Regions from separate parts of the Homo sapiens genome. Here region 2 is linked to region 1. Evidence: read pairs that join two places in POLR2A ChIA-PET (ENCODE). Cell type or tissue: PC-9. All regions are shown on one strand. Links, peaks and the distances in the headings refer to the core of each region. The heading gives the core; the rest is flanking DNA.

Region 1 (7,562 bases), core at 1,208-6,207:
CGCACTCTTTGATAGTTGCTACTTCACTGTACACTTTTTGTCTGTTCTTATTGGCTTATTGCATGGAAATAAGGTGATCTACTTGGCTTTTTAAATTTGCTAAAATTGTTTTGTGTTGCTATGATTTTTTCTTGATTTTATAGAATATTATGCATATTTCTACATTGGACATGATTTTCTACATGTTTGCCAATTCATGTTAACTATATGCTTTAGGCAAAGACAAGAAAGGAAGCTGCAATCTCTCTCGTGTGGACAGCACAACCTGCCTTTTCCCGGTGGAAGAAAAAGCAGTGGAGTATTACTTTGCTTCTGATGCAAGGTGAGCTTCCTTAGTTGATTCAAAGAGATTTTTAGTAAAACTTCTCATTCTGCAGGAAACCCAAGAAGTCATTGTGTATCAGTCTAGTTGTGCTCTGTGAGATAACTTTTTAAATTAAAGAAATACAGGTGACCATTTTGGAGATGGGGCTGTAAGGACACTTTTTCTGTCATTTCAAAGTATGTGGGTCAGTTTACTAAGAACACATATACTGCTTGAGACTTGTTCCAGTGTATTTATTTTAGAGCTCTTACATTTTTTTCCTTCTTATTTCAGGAGCCTTATCCAGGTTTTGAAGGGAGGAGATTCTAGATTGAAGAGTAAAATGGCTTAGTTAGTATCCCAATAGTTATAGCATAGTTGCTAAACTATTGTAGTTTTAGTCTAATGTAGATACTCATCTTTTACATTTAGAATTAATTTGCAGCATAATCATTTTTATAAAGGGATAGTAGTAGACTAAGATATTTTGAGAGAAAATGCAGGGGGATGTTTACATGCATTTGTAAATGAAATAGTAATGAGGATAAAATAAAATCACCGAAATTGCAAACAAGTATTTGAGTCATCCACTGTACCTGAAAATAAGAGAAAATAATAAAAATAAGAAAATAATGCCATTTAGGACATCAGGGAATATATTATCTCAGTGGGAAAACAAGCTTTACTCTTTAATGTTTTTACAGGTGTGTAAGGTGTGTAGTCAGGGCTAAGATGTGTAAGATTACACAGTTGACAGTTATGGCTTAAATACACTGGAATTACAGAAACATATCAGCCTTTTCTCATTCATTTATACATTCATATTGAACACTGGGTGAAGTCATATGCTAGCGTCAGGAGATAATGGTGAGTAAAAATAAAAATATTACTTTTCCTTAGGAGCTCTTCCATAGTGAGGAGGCAAATTTTAAACAATGATCACAGAAGTGTAGAATTCCAGCTGTGACAAGAGCTGCAGAATGCTAGTAACAGAGTGATTTACCCTTGGTGGGTAAATTTCTTTAAGGGAATGATGTTTGAACTGAGAGTTAAGGAGAGATTAGGAGTTAATTAGGTTAACAGGTAGAGGGAGGAACATTCATTCTTTGCAAATGGCTCAGCCTGTGAGAGTTTAGGATGGCTTTGAGTGTGGCCAGAATAGAGAGAGTGAGAGGAAGCTTGGGGGGAGATGAAGCTGGAGAAGGAGGTATAGGGATTACGGTAAGGCACTTTGTTGTCTCTCTGAGAGCCAAAGGGAAACTGTCAAATGGTTTGTTGAGTGAAGGAGAAATCTTTATTAGAGTTGTTGCCTTTTGATATCAATTTTGGCAGAAATGGAGGATGGACGGAGAGAGATCAGAGAGAAAGTGGGTGGACTAATTGGGAGATCGCTGCAGTAGTCCACCCGAGGAGCTGATGGGAGCTTGAATTTGTCTGGTGGTGGACATAGAAACTAAGAATATTTGGAAGTTAAAATTTCAGGACTTGGTAATGGATAGAATGAGGAGGAAACAACCATGCTTTCTGATCTAATCTGTTTGGTTTAGATTGCTATGCAGAGTTCCTTTTATTTTTTGTCCACAATGACCACCTTCCCCATACTTTCCTGTAGGGGTTGGCATTAGTAACCAGAAAATTCTCTGAGATACTGCAGAGTGATAGAGTTTATATTGAAATTTGGTTCTTGTATCCAAATGATAGTTTCATTTGTAATAATGATCCTTGGTTATCGATTGTAATATCTCCTTGAAAACTTTATAGTGCTGTCATAGAACACACCAATCGCGTCATCTTTCTGGAAGATGATGATGTTGCAGCAGTAGTGGATGGACGTCTTTCTATCCATCGAATTAAACGAACTGCAGGAGATCACCCCGGACGAGCTGTGCAAACACTCCAGATGGAACTCCAGCAGATCATGAAGGGTGAAAGTTTTTGTCATGTTATAGCTTGCTGTCCTTACTGGAAAGAATATATTCTACTTCCTTTCCTAGCATATTAAATCTAGTAATGAATGATGAGTGGAATCTTCCACATGATTAGTGAAGGGACAACGCTAGGAAAAGGGATGATTCTTTAGAGAAATTATCTGCTGTTTTTACAATCGTCTTCAAACTAATTAATGATTTGTTATTTGTAACATTATAAAAAGGTTATTAACACTTGATACTTTAAAGATACTTTATAAACATAAAAATAGTTAATGTTCTGTTCCTTTTTATTCTCTTTGTGCTTTAGTTTTCTTATATATAACATGAGGATAATATAGCCTGCCTCATTAAGGTTGTTTTGAGGATTAAGAAGCTACTATATGGCTGGGTGCGGTGGCTCACACCTGTAATCTTAGCACTTTGGGAGGCCGAGGTGGGCAGATCACCTAAGGTGGGGAGTTTGAGACCAGTCTGGCCTTGCCAACGTGGAGAAACCCCGACTGTACTAAAAAATACAAAATTAGCTGGGTGTGGTGGCGCATGCCTGTAATCCCAGCTACTCGGGAGGCTGAGGCAGGAGAATGGCTTGAACCCGGGAGGCAGAGGTTTCAGTGAGCCGAGATTGCGCCATTGCACTCCAGCCTTGGCAACAAGAGCAAAACTCTGTCTCAAAAAAAAAAAAAAGAAGCTTAAAACAGTGTCTGACACACTTAGTCGTATGTAATATTTGCTTCTGTTAACTATTATAATTATTATGATTTGGATTATTTTATTCCTTTCTGATGGGATTGTGGTAGGAATAAAAACTAACATTGGCCAGGCACGGTGGCTCATGCCTGTAATCTCAACACTTAGGGAGGCCAAGGTAGGAGGATCACTTGAGCTCAGGAGTTTGAGACCAGCCTGGGCAACATAGTGAGACCTTATCTCTACTACAAACTAAAAAAAAAAAAAGTCCAGGTGCACTGGCTCACACCTGTAATCCTAGCACTTTGGGAGGCTGAAGCAGGCAGATTGCCAGAGCTCAGGAGTTCAAGACCAGCCTCAGCAACATAGCAAAACCCTGTTTCTACTAAAAATACAAAGAAAATTATGGGCATGGTGGCATGTACCTGTAGTCTCAGTGACTGGGGAGGCTGAGGTGGGAGAATCACTTGAACCCAGGAGGCAGAGGTTGCAGTGAGGTGAGATCGTGCCGCTGCACTCCAGCCTGGGCGACAGAGTGAGACTCTGTCTCAAACAAAACAAAACAAAACAAAACAAAACTATGAGCCGGGCATGGTAGTGTGTGCCTGTAGTCTCAGCTACTCAGGTGGCTGAGGTGTGAGAATTGCTTGAGCCCAGGAGATTGAGGCTGCAGTGAGCGGTGATCTTGCGGTGATCACTTCAGTCTGGGTGACAAAGACCCTGTCTCAAAAAAAAAAGTAAAAATAAGAAATAACATTTATTGCATAACTCTATATATATATATGTCAGATTTTTTGCTTTATTAATCCATACTACAATCCATACTGTGAAGTAATTGGTCTCTTATTTTATAGATTAATAATTTCCCCAGTTTAGATAGTAAAGGATAGAACTACAGTTTGGGTGGGTTGCACTCCAAAACTTAAAGCTTGTCCCAGTTGACTGAGTGCGGTGGCTCACGCCTGTAATCCCAGCACTTTGGGAGGCCGAGGTGGTTGGATCATGAGGTCAGGAGTTCGAGACCAGCCTGGTCAGTATGGTGAAACCTTGTCTCTACTAAAAATACAAAAAATTAGCCGGGCGTGGTAGCACACGCCTGTAGTCACAGCTACTCAGGAGGCTGAGGCAGGGGAATCCCTTGAATCCAGGAGGCCAAGATTGCAGTGAGCCTACATCATGCCACTCCACTCCAGCCTGGGTGACAGAGCAAGACTCCGTCTCAAAAAAAAAAAAGCTTGTCTCATTCACTTGTTGTAACTGCACATTTCAAGTATGAAGTTAATTAAAAGTGACTTTTACTGTTATTTTTTTCCACAGAGTAAAATATGTTCACCCAATCTTTTAGGCAGTCATGTCTATTGCATGAACTTTTGTTATATTTTATTTACCAAGATTATATTAAAGGAAACTTTTAGTTGTGTACAAATTCTTTTATTTGATTTGTTTTTGTTTTAATTATGTGATTTCTATTACTATAGGCAACTTCAGTTCATTTATGCAGAAGGAAATATTTGAGCAGCCAGAGTCTGTCGTGAACACAATGAGAGGAAGAGTCAACTTTGATGACTATACTGGTAATTACATATGAATTATTTTATTATTTCAGTGTCTCTGACAGTAGGAGGTGCCATTAACAACCTGAAAGTTCATTGCCCTTAATAGCCTTGTAGAACAACTACAGCTGCCAGCCATCAGTGGAGCCCAGCCATCTTGGAAAAAGTTCTTTAGTGTGTGATTCTACCTATATAAGATATCTAGAATAGTCAGATTCACAGAAAGAGAAAGTAGATTAATGGTTACCAAGGGCTGTGGGGAGGGGAAATGGGGAGTCACTGTTTAAAGGGTACAGAGTTTCAGTTGTGGGATGATGAAATTACAGAAATGGATTGTAGTGATGGTTGCACAATAATGTGAATGTGCTTAATGCCACTGAATTGTACATTTAAACATAGTTAAAATGGTAAATTTTATGTGTAGGTCACCCACTGTGTACCAGGGACTGTCCTAGGTACTGTGAATTCTAAGAAGAATAAGACCTGGTCCCGTTGCTGGGCAGCTTATGTGTATCTGCCTGGCCTAGGTTTCCTTTCTGAGTGTATAAATAAGTAAAAGTGTGAACTTCCCCAGAGGTCTTTCAGTTATTTGCCTGATGCCTTTGGATAACCTGTACCCTCCTGCATTTTTAAGGTAGAGGTGAGAGTACAACACTACTCTTTTTTTTAGGATGGAGTTTTGCTATTGTTGCCCAGGCTGGGGTGCAGTGGTGCCATCTCGGCTCACCGCAACTGCTGCCTCCCGGGTTCAAGTGATTCTCCTGCCTCAGCCTCCCAAGTAGCTGGGATTACAGGCATGTACCACCAGAGGAATTGTATCTGCCTCTGTAGACAGAGGTGGTTGTTGAAGATGGTTGAGCTGGAAGAACTGGGAGAGTAGCAGTAAATTCTTTTATGGTATTTATGGAAATGAGGTCAGGAAAAAGATTTGTTTTATAAGGGAAGAAAATGAGACAAACTTTGGGAAGTTCACGGTTTTAAAAAGTACTTTTGGCTGGGTGCAGTGGCTCATGCCTGTAATCCCAGCGCTTTGGGAACCCAAAGCGGGAGGATCGCTTGAGCTCAGGAATTCTAGACCAGTCTGACCTCCTTTTTACTAAAAATTTTTAAAAAATTAGCTGGGTGTGGTGGTGGGTGCCTGTAGCCCTGGCTACTGAAGAGCCTGAGGTGGGAGGATTGCTTGAGCCCTGTAGATCGAGGCTGCAGTGAGCTCTGACTCCACCACTGCACTGCAGCCTGGTTGAAAGACCTGTCTCAAAAAAAAAAAATAAAAAAGAGTACTTATATCTGTATTATGTACATAAAAGTTCTGTAATAAAACAGGATAGCTGTCATCTTTTTTGTTGTTAGGATGAGGAGATTGAGGCTTTCAGTTTGTCAAAGGTCACATTGTTAGTCATTTATTGAACCAAACTACTCCCCATGTATTCATTGTTCTAAGTGCTCTCCATCCCCTCCCCTGTCCATCAGGCATTCTTTCTTTTGCCTGTAGTGATGGCTTACCTCATCTCAAAAGGGATCAGGCTTTTCTCAAAAGCATCAAATTTAGAGCTTTGGGCAGCTTCTTTCAGAACTATCCCAACTATCCTCAGCCACCAGAAATTTCTAGGACTAATTTTAAGGAAACAACCGTGGCCAGCTAATCTCACTGTCTTACATCCATGTCATTCTTTGTCATCATCTGCAATACAGGTCTTTCTGGTAGTTGGTCTGCCTTTTTTTTTTTTTTTTTTTTTTTGCTTTGCTTTTATATTGAGTCTTTGCCTTTGCATGACCCTGATCCAGCCTTTTACTGCTGTTTCCTTTCTTCTCAAACATTTGTAATTAATGCCAAGGTCTGTGGAAAACACTGTAGGCAGAGGTACACAAACAGGCTTGGTCTAGTGCAGTAACAGCAAGAAGGCCAGTCTGGCTGGTGTGGCCTGAGTGAGAAGGGATGTGCTAGGTCAGAGTAAGCAGGAGACAGGTCTTATGGGACTTGAAGGCCAAAGTAAGTAGTTCGGATTTGATTATAAATTATTTGGGAAGCTAGTGACACTTTTTATTTTGTTTGGTTTTGTTTTCTACTTGCTAATTTTTTAAAATAGAGAAACATACCTTCTTTCATTATTGAAATTCAAAACGGAGAACATATAATTATTCAAAAGATAAAAAGTAAAACACATACCTTGGTTTTATAGTATAACTAACTAAGATAAAAAAGAAGGTGGACTGGCTGGGCGTGGTGGCTGACACCTGTAATCCCAGCACTTTGGGAGGCCAAGGTGGGTGGATTACTTGAGGTCAGGAGTCCGAGACGAGCCTAGCCAACATGGTGAAACCCTCTCTACTAAAAATAGAAAAAAATTAGCTGGGCGTGGTGGCTCGCGGCCTGTAATCCCAGCTACTAAGGAGGCCAAGGCTGGAGAATCGCTTGAACCTGGGAGGTGGAGGTTGCAGTGAGCCGAGATTGCACCACTGCACTCCAGCTTGGGCTACAGAGCAAGACTCTGTCTCAAAAAAAAAAAAAAGGTGAGGAGATGAAGAGAGCAGGGGCAGAGTAGACAGACTGAAAATGGTTCAGAGAGAGCAGCAGGATGAGGCCCACGAGGAGGTACCTGTCATTCTCCTCAGCCAGATTTGGAATTGTTTGAGTCCAGAAGCTCTCAGTGCCTTGACCACTATATTTACTTGGTGGGTGATTAGGGAATTTTAGTTGACCAGTTGAATGAATGTTGAATGAGAATTTCTCACAGATAGAAAACTAGCCTGTGTGGAAGGATTTCTGGACAAGACACATGGAGAACAACATGTAAATAGCTATAGAAACTGAAAATGAAAAAGAGGACAGACTTCATTGGAGGGTCTTTATGTTTTTAAAGGATCACTGTAAGAGATCCTTCTGGTAGCATATGGAGAGCAGACTCCAGGAGGTGGAGAACAGAAGAGAGAACTGGAGAATGTTGCTGTCGTCCAGGGAGAGATGCTGGGTTTGAAGATAAATGTGGAGGGATCAGAACAATCAAGCATTTTGACTGAAGCATTAGGGGAATGGGGACGGCAAAGACTGAGAGGAGAGTGGGTTTATGTTACTCTACAGAGCACCTT
Region 2 (7,562 bases), core at 813-5,812, 350 kb after region 1:
TGGAGTAAAAATTTACAGCATTTTATTTCATTAAAAAAAAATTTTTTTTTTGAAATGGAGTCTCTGTCACCCATGCTGGAGCGCAGTGGCGCGATCTCGGTTCACTGCAACCTCTGCCTCCTTGGTTGAAGCAATTCTCCTGCCTCAGTCTCCTGAGTAGCTGGCCACCATGCTTGGCTATTTGTGTGTGTGTGTATTTTTACTAGAGATGGAGTTTTACCATGTTGGCCAGGCTGGTCTGTAACTCCTGGCCTCAAGTGATTCTCCTTGGCCTCCCAAAGTGCTGGGATTACAGGCATGAGCTGCTGTACTTAGTCAAAAATTTACAGTATTTAAAAAAATGAGATGCTTCAGATTTTTCTAATGGTTCTGCTAAGGAATCCTGCTAACATTGCTTCATCCTAATGAGCTATTAGCACAATGAAATGCTAGGCCATTAAAAGTGACAGTCACATGAACTAGATATCAATACATGAAGATATTTATAAAATAATGTTGACAAAACTGAAAGAGTTGAAAAAAAAACACTGCACACAGTAGTTTATAAACATTGAAAGCAACACTAAAAACCATATATATATACATAAATCATGAATACATACACAGTAAAAATTATATATAATACATTGCCTTCAATGTTTATAAATTACTCTGTGTGTTCTTTGTTTTATAAACACCACATCACACACACACATACACCACTTAACAGTTATAATTAAAATGTAAAATAATGCCCAACATTATGAGAATGATTTAATAAGTTTTGGATCAGTAATAAAATCTATGTAGCCATCACAAATAAAGCACATGAAGCCTGTAAAACATGAGAAAGTGATATCATTGTGCATTCTTACAAAAAATAAATGTACGATATATGCAGCTTATGTTGGCAACTATGAAAAATGTTCATATGGATAAGAGCTCAAAAGTAAATGTTACAAATCACATAGTGTTAAAAACAAACAGTAAATTGAAGGGGAGGCAGTAGATACAGTGAGTGTAAAAAGTTAACTGTGAAGCTATAAAATGGGCAATAGTTGGGGTAGAGTTGGAGGTAGGAAAGAAATACAAGGTTGAAGGAGCTTTTGTGTTTGCTTGTTTGTGTGATTTTTTTTTTAAGTTGGGAGTTAAGCAGATATCCTTGTCTGAAAAGGGAATAAGGAAATGTAGAGGCTGGCAATGAGAGAGAGAGACAGAAAGAAAGACAGAGAGAGCTAGAGAGAGTTGGATTTAGGGGTTAGCATTGACCAAAGAAATGAATTATTGTAAGACAAGAGTTCTGTTAAAGGCTTACATGAATGCCATAGTTCCATTAAGACTCACAACTGTGATTTTGATATTATGCTCCTCATTCTGTGAATGAAAATCTGACAGTTGCCAAATATCTTTGTTAAAAATACATGTGCCTGTAAGGGATAGAGCTGGGATGTTCCTTCGCCCATGTCACCCATTGAGACAAAGGAAAGCTTGCTGATAACGTCTGTAAGTGGGAAGGTGAGGAGCTGAACAAGTTTTGAAAGTTTAGGTTTAAACCTGATAATCCTTTTTTTTTTTTTCTGCAATTTTTTCCATGACTGGAATTTCTAGGAACTAGATTTTCTGAATCCCATTCATAACACGGTGCTTGGCTTTGTTATTTCTTTATTCTACTGCAGGATGTTGACTTTTGTGTCACCAACTTGCAATTTGTCTAGTTCCTTTGAATCCTTTAAATGACTGTGTAACTCTCATGTTTAGATAAGTGGATGATGGGGATTCTTCCTTTGACTTACATAAGGGCTGAAGGTCCTTGAATTCCAACAAGGGGTTGCTGCTTTATTTACTGTAAAATTACTTTTGCAGAGCAGATGTATAAAGCAAGTCAGCAGGAAGAAATCACTTGAATGAAAGTGTTGTAATTGCATTTGGTTTCCAAGAACGTTGTTGGGCTCCTGTGGACATCTATGCTCTGATGGGTGGAGTTCTCATGGGGAGCTGAGCCCCACGAGATCCACCAGGGCCTTTTCAGTGGCTCTCAGGCACTCTGTAGAGCTTCATGTGCCTGCCCATGGGCTTGTCTTCCCCAGAGCTTGTGAAATAGGAGAAGTCAGTGCAGAATTCTGGGGAATCAGATTCTCAGATGCCTCTTGAATATGGCATCAAGTACATTTAGGGTCAAATGCAAAGATCATCTACTAGTCAAAAGTCTAAGAGTCAATTCAATTCATCTTAAGTCTGAGTCATTCTGAGTCCCATGAATGAAGAGCGTTAGGGAAACATACATGCATCAGAACTCTGAACAGCCATCCCCTTTCAGCCCCTCAAAAGGCTTGAACTTGCATGTGTCCACTCTCAGTGAGTTGCTGCCAAACTAATTCATTTACCTCCCACACCATAGACACCTTCCCCACTTTGAAGTGAAAGGGGTTGGAGAGGGAGCTAAGCTAATGCTAAAAGCCTTTTTAAAGGGCTCTGACAGCCCTGGAAAGGGGAGACAGGACCAACACGAAGAGGGAACTCTGGTGAGTTTAGGGATGAGAAGATTCTTTAGCCACCAGGGTTCTGCATGGCTTCAGTGACCGGTGGAAATATTAGCATTGGCCAGCCTTCTGCCTCCCTACTGCTGCAAAATAAACCATCCTAAAACATGATGACAAAACAATGAATTATTATTTCCCATGGTTCTGAGGGCTGACTGGAGCTCAGCTGGGAAGCTCTCATTTGGGGTCTCCCATGTGACTGCAGCAAGATATCAGCTGGACTCTGGTCATCTGAAGGATCAACTGGGCTGGACGTTCAAGTGGCCCACTGGTATAGCTAACAGCGGATGCTGGCTGTTGGCTGGAAGCTCAGCTGGAGTTGTAAATTTTGGCACGTACTTGTGGCCTCCCCATGTGGCTTGGGCTTCTTCCAGCTTGGCCACTGGTCTTCAGAGGGAGCGGTCCTAAAGTGAGCATTCCAATGACTCAGGCAGAAGTGACAAGTCTTCTTATGTGTTAACCTTAGGAATCTCAGACTGTCACTTCTGCTTCTCTATCTTGGTCAAGGGAAGTCACAAAGTTTAACTTAGATTTGAAAGAAGAGAATTATACTCTACTTTTTGATTCATGGAAAAGCATGCCAATAGAGTAAGGGAAGAAATTGATGGAAGCCATATTTGACTGCCTCCCACAGCCTGAATAGACTTCAGCCAGGGCACTATAGCAATGGGTCTGGAGTGCATGTAATGAAATGACACAAATGATTATTAAATGCTTAATATGTATATGTATCACACATCATTGCATTTTATCTTTTCCACAACCCTATGCAGTAGTGGGGCAGATTGAATTTTCAGCTCCAATTCTTCACCACCCTCTTTTGCCATCTAACTGTTGAGTGCCTTTCACATGAGAAGTACACAAAGGGGTTATTTACCTGCACCACCTTGACTTTTGGCTTGATCGTAAAACTTATTTTGGCCCAAGGGATAAAAGTAAATGTGATGCAAAGAGGGATTTATGTGGCAGACCATGCTCCATGAGAAGGGCTTCTCCCTGGAGGTGCTGCCCTTCCACCTGTAGCCAGAATGAGAGGCATGGCACACATTGGAGCCAGATGGACTTATAGCTTGAAGGAGAGATGCTCAGCCAAGTCCAGCCTCAGTCAGCTAGTTTCCAGCTACCTGCCCATAGATGGATGCAAAATGCTTGTTATTGAATGCTACTAAGATTTTGTTGTTGGTTGTAATAGCTGACAACAGTAGGCATTATTAACTCCATTTCCCCCCTGAGGCCCTGGGAAGTTAATTAACTTAGCTAGGAACCAGTTTTTGAATCCAGCTCTGGCTAATCCACTGCCCCACACTGTCTGCCACACGGGTATCATAGGCAGGTGTGGCCAAGCCCCTAGGAAGTTCTTAGAGATTGCTGACAATTTTGATCTTGGGGGGTGTGTGGGTTGGGAAGGAGGTTGCTGCACTGTGTTTCACTGTTTATTCAATAATTTCCACTGAAGAGATGAAAAGCTGAGTAGGGAGGACCCATCTCCGTTGCTCAAGCATGAAAGAGAGCATTGTTGATTTGACTGCCTTGTGCAATTAGCTAAAGAACTCAAAAGGCCTGGGAGGGCGTCGGTCTCACTGAGATTAGCTCGTGTGTGTGTGTGTGTGTGTGTGTGTGTGTGTGTATGCGTGCGCCCCAAAACTCTGGCGCTTGATACTCTTGACAATGAGAAATAAGGATTTAGCATTCATCTAAGACTTAGCTTTTGTTGTTGATGCAAATTAAAGCTTTTTTTTTTTTCCATAAGCTATGTTTGCTTTCCCACTGAATGATATTTGAATAAATGTCTGAGAGGAAAATACTGGAGTCAGAGAGAGAGCCAAACCTGAGACCTGGTCCTGGTTTGGCCTGGGTGGTTCTGAGTGAGTCCCTTTGGCTGGCTAAAGCTCAGTCTCTGCATGGCATCATGGCATCTGCCCGCGCCACCTCATGCCATGAGAGGCAGATGACACCCCCACAGTGGAGAAATGCACACCTTCATCCAACAGGTGGTAGATGAGCAAATCTGCATATTTCTGGAAAATAAATTATTAATTCATATCTAAGACCTAGATAGTTGATTTTTAATCTTTTTTTGTCTTTTTAATAAAAAAATGCATGTGGGGCCTGCCTCTGTTAGAATCTGGCCGCAGTCTGTCCAGGTCACTGCTAAACATGGCCATTGTTCACTGCAGCCAAGCCAGACCAAAGACAGAGACATCAGCAGCTCAACAATTGCCCCTCCCGTTCCTCAGCTTCAGGGTCACCACAGGCCTATCACACGTACCAGTCCCACTGGCCACCAGCCAGACCCTCAAAGCCTCATGACAAGGCCATGGGTGGTGTCTGCCATTGACTCATCTCCCTTTCTAGCCCCTGGCCAAGGCAACATTTTAAGCCTATATATTAACTCCCCTCTCTTCCATATTCCCTTTGAATTGAACAAATAATACAAAAATAGAGTAAAAATTTGTCCTAGCAGTAGAATAGATGAAGGATGCTATTGAAAAGCCAAAATCTAAAAAGTTTTTGTTACTATAATACAATGTAGGACCAGTCTGAGGGAAGTACCAATGAGCTCATGATTAAAAAAAAAACAGTACCTGAACAGTACATTAATGGGACTTAAAGCTAAGCCCCAACGGGGCTGGATGTAAAAGCAGGACAAGGAGCATCTAGATGCAGTCAAACCTCTAATCTGCAAATGATTCGTGGTCCATGCCAGCAGGAGAGCAGGTGATTGAAGCAACAGCCCCAGCTTCCATTTCACTCCGGTAACCTGCAAGTCATTTCAGCAACAGGGTTATGATGAGAATTGTCATTGCAGGCAAGAAAGGGGCCATTGCCCAAGCCTAACGTCAGCAGCACCGACAACAACCTGTCAAAGAAAACATTTGGCATGGTGGGAATGTTTCCAACATTGAGGGTGCCTCTGGCGAGACCTCTACCCCAACACAAATACTGCTGTGTTCAGAAAAGGAGAGGACAGAATTGAAGGCAGTTGCCCCTGGGCAAGGTCTGACTCTGCCCATGACATCAGGATTTTCAAGAGTAATAGGTGTGCAGGGTGTGATGGGCTTTGACACTTGTTCCAAGCAAGAGAAGCATGCTGATGTAGGGAAGACAACAGGGGTGTCAGTTGCTTTAATGGTCCCCTAACTAGAGAATCCTATTAGAAGACCAAGTTAAGTGTAGGCAGTAACCAAAGTTGTGCTCAGTTGGGACATGCCTGCTATGCTAAGGTCCTCTGTTTTGGGGCTTTCTGCATATTACTCACACATAATATGTATCAAGCAAAGTAAAAAATTCAGAAGATTTCAGGGGGATTTTAGTTGTCGAAATTAATGAAGGTGGGGGACACACTACATACCCAAGTTGTTTGAAGGGATGTTCTGCTAACTTTGTTCGATTGTGTTTACAGCTGCATGCCATGAAAACTTGTCCTGTGTTCCATCTGATTGTAATTTTCTGAGATGAGATATGAACTTGCTTCCAACATAAAGAAATTGACTTTGTAACTTTTTAGTAGGCACCAAAATTTTCAGGAATGCATGTAAATTTAGGGAAGGCTGTATTTCCTTTGTTTAGAACACTATCAAGAATTGTTTGCTGTTTCGGAAAAATCATGTCATCAGTGCGACACAGCTTGTGACACTTAAGCTGTTGCCAGCAGATACTTATATGAGTCTGCATTTCATGGAGCTTCCACTTCCTGGTGCAAACATCTAAATATTGAAGTTTTTAATATTTTATTTTTGTGAATTTGAACTGTCGGAAACTGATAGAAATCTCTTCCCATTTTGTAGCTTTGCTAGTTTCTTTTAGCATTTCCAATAGATTTTTTTTTGGTGTTATATATCTTCAATCTATGTAATTTTGTTTCTAAAGTTGACTTCAATATAGATTGAATGTTTTGTTATCCCAAAGGACCTTCTATTATTTTATTCACTAATTTTGCCACAAATTCTTCTTTTTGACAATATTACCACCCCTGATTTTATTATTTATTTAAAATGTATCTATACATTCTTTCCAATTTCTTTTTTCACATATCAGTGTTTCTTTAGTTTTGTCTTTTCTAATATCTAGATTTTTAAACAAAATCTCAATCTTTATCTTTGAATAAAGTAGTTCAATCTAGTCACTTTAAAAACTTGTGAGTTTGAAACAATTTCAGATTTATAGAGAAGTGATAAAGACAGAGTTTTTATGTACCTTGCTCCCAGCTTCCTCTAATATGGATGAACATCTGAACATATATATATATATACATATATATATATATATATATATTTTTTTTTTTTTTTTAGATGGAGTCTCACTCTGTTGCCTAGGCTGGTGTGCAGTGGCGTGATCTCGGCTCACTGCAACCTCTGCCTCCTGGGTTCAAGTGATTATCCTGCCTCAGCTTCCTGAGCAGCTTGGACCACAGCCACATGCCACCACACCTGGCTAATTTTTTGTATTTTTGGTAGAGACAGGGTTTCACCGTGTTAGCCAGGATGGTCTCCATCTCCTGACCTCGTGATCTGCCTGTCTCAGCCTCCCAAAGTGCTAGAATTACAGGCGTGAGCCACCGCACCCGGCCCCCAATCTGAACATCTTAAATAACCATGACACAATGATCAACACTGTGAAATTAATGTTAAGACATTGTTAAGCAATATTATGAAACTACCATTGTTATAATATTGTTAACTCACCTACTGATTTTCTTTGGATTTTTTAAACCAGTTTTTTCATTAATGCCTTCTTTCTGCTCTAGGATCCAAGACAGGATCCCACATTGCATTCAGTCATCAGGGCTCCCTAGTTTTCCCCAATTTGTGACAGTTTCTCAGTCTCCTTGTCTTTCATGACTTTAGCAAGTTGAATTGGGTTCTCCAGTAAGATGTGTCCAAACCCTAACCTCTGATACCCCTGGAAGAACTTATTAGGAAATAGGGTCTTTGTGGACATAACTAAGTTAAAGATTGCAGGATGAGATCATCTTGGATTTAGAGTACGCCTTAAATCTAATGACTTATAAGAGAAAGGAGAAGAGGATTTGAGACAGAGAGA

What was found. ChIA-PET counts read pairs that join two places held together with the same protein. Peaks named below come from ENCODE experiments on the same cell type or tissue, not always from the same donor. Only the 100,000 strongest peaks of a DNase experiment are listed, where the experiment ranks them.
Region 2: POLR2A ChIA-PET joins it to region 1 with 6 read pairs; 2 of 35 experiments call an interaction of 5 or more read pairs at or near these places.

What each region holds. Positions count from the first base shown.
Region 1 is chr2:69,342,838-69,350,399 of GRCh38, reverse strand. GFPT1 (glutamine--fructose-6-phosphate transaminase 1) reads left to right here. Exons shown (of 20, transcript NM_001244710.2): 10 at 217-322; 11 at 2,066-2,229; 12 at 4,401-4,496. Among named protein-coding and RNA genes, the nearest start is that of GFPT1, 41 kb to the left of the region's middle. In PC-9, for the core only: no CTCF peak of the experiment used is centred there; no DNase peak of the experiment used is centred there.
Region 2 is chr2:68,990,356-68,997,917 of GRCh38, reverse strand. No RefSeq gene overlaps it. Among named protein-coding and RNA genes, the nearest start is that of ANTXR1, 19 kb to the left of the region's middle. In PC-9, for the core only: no CTCF peak of the experiment used is centred there; a DNase peak (open chromatin) is centred at 2,937.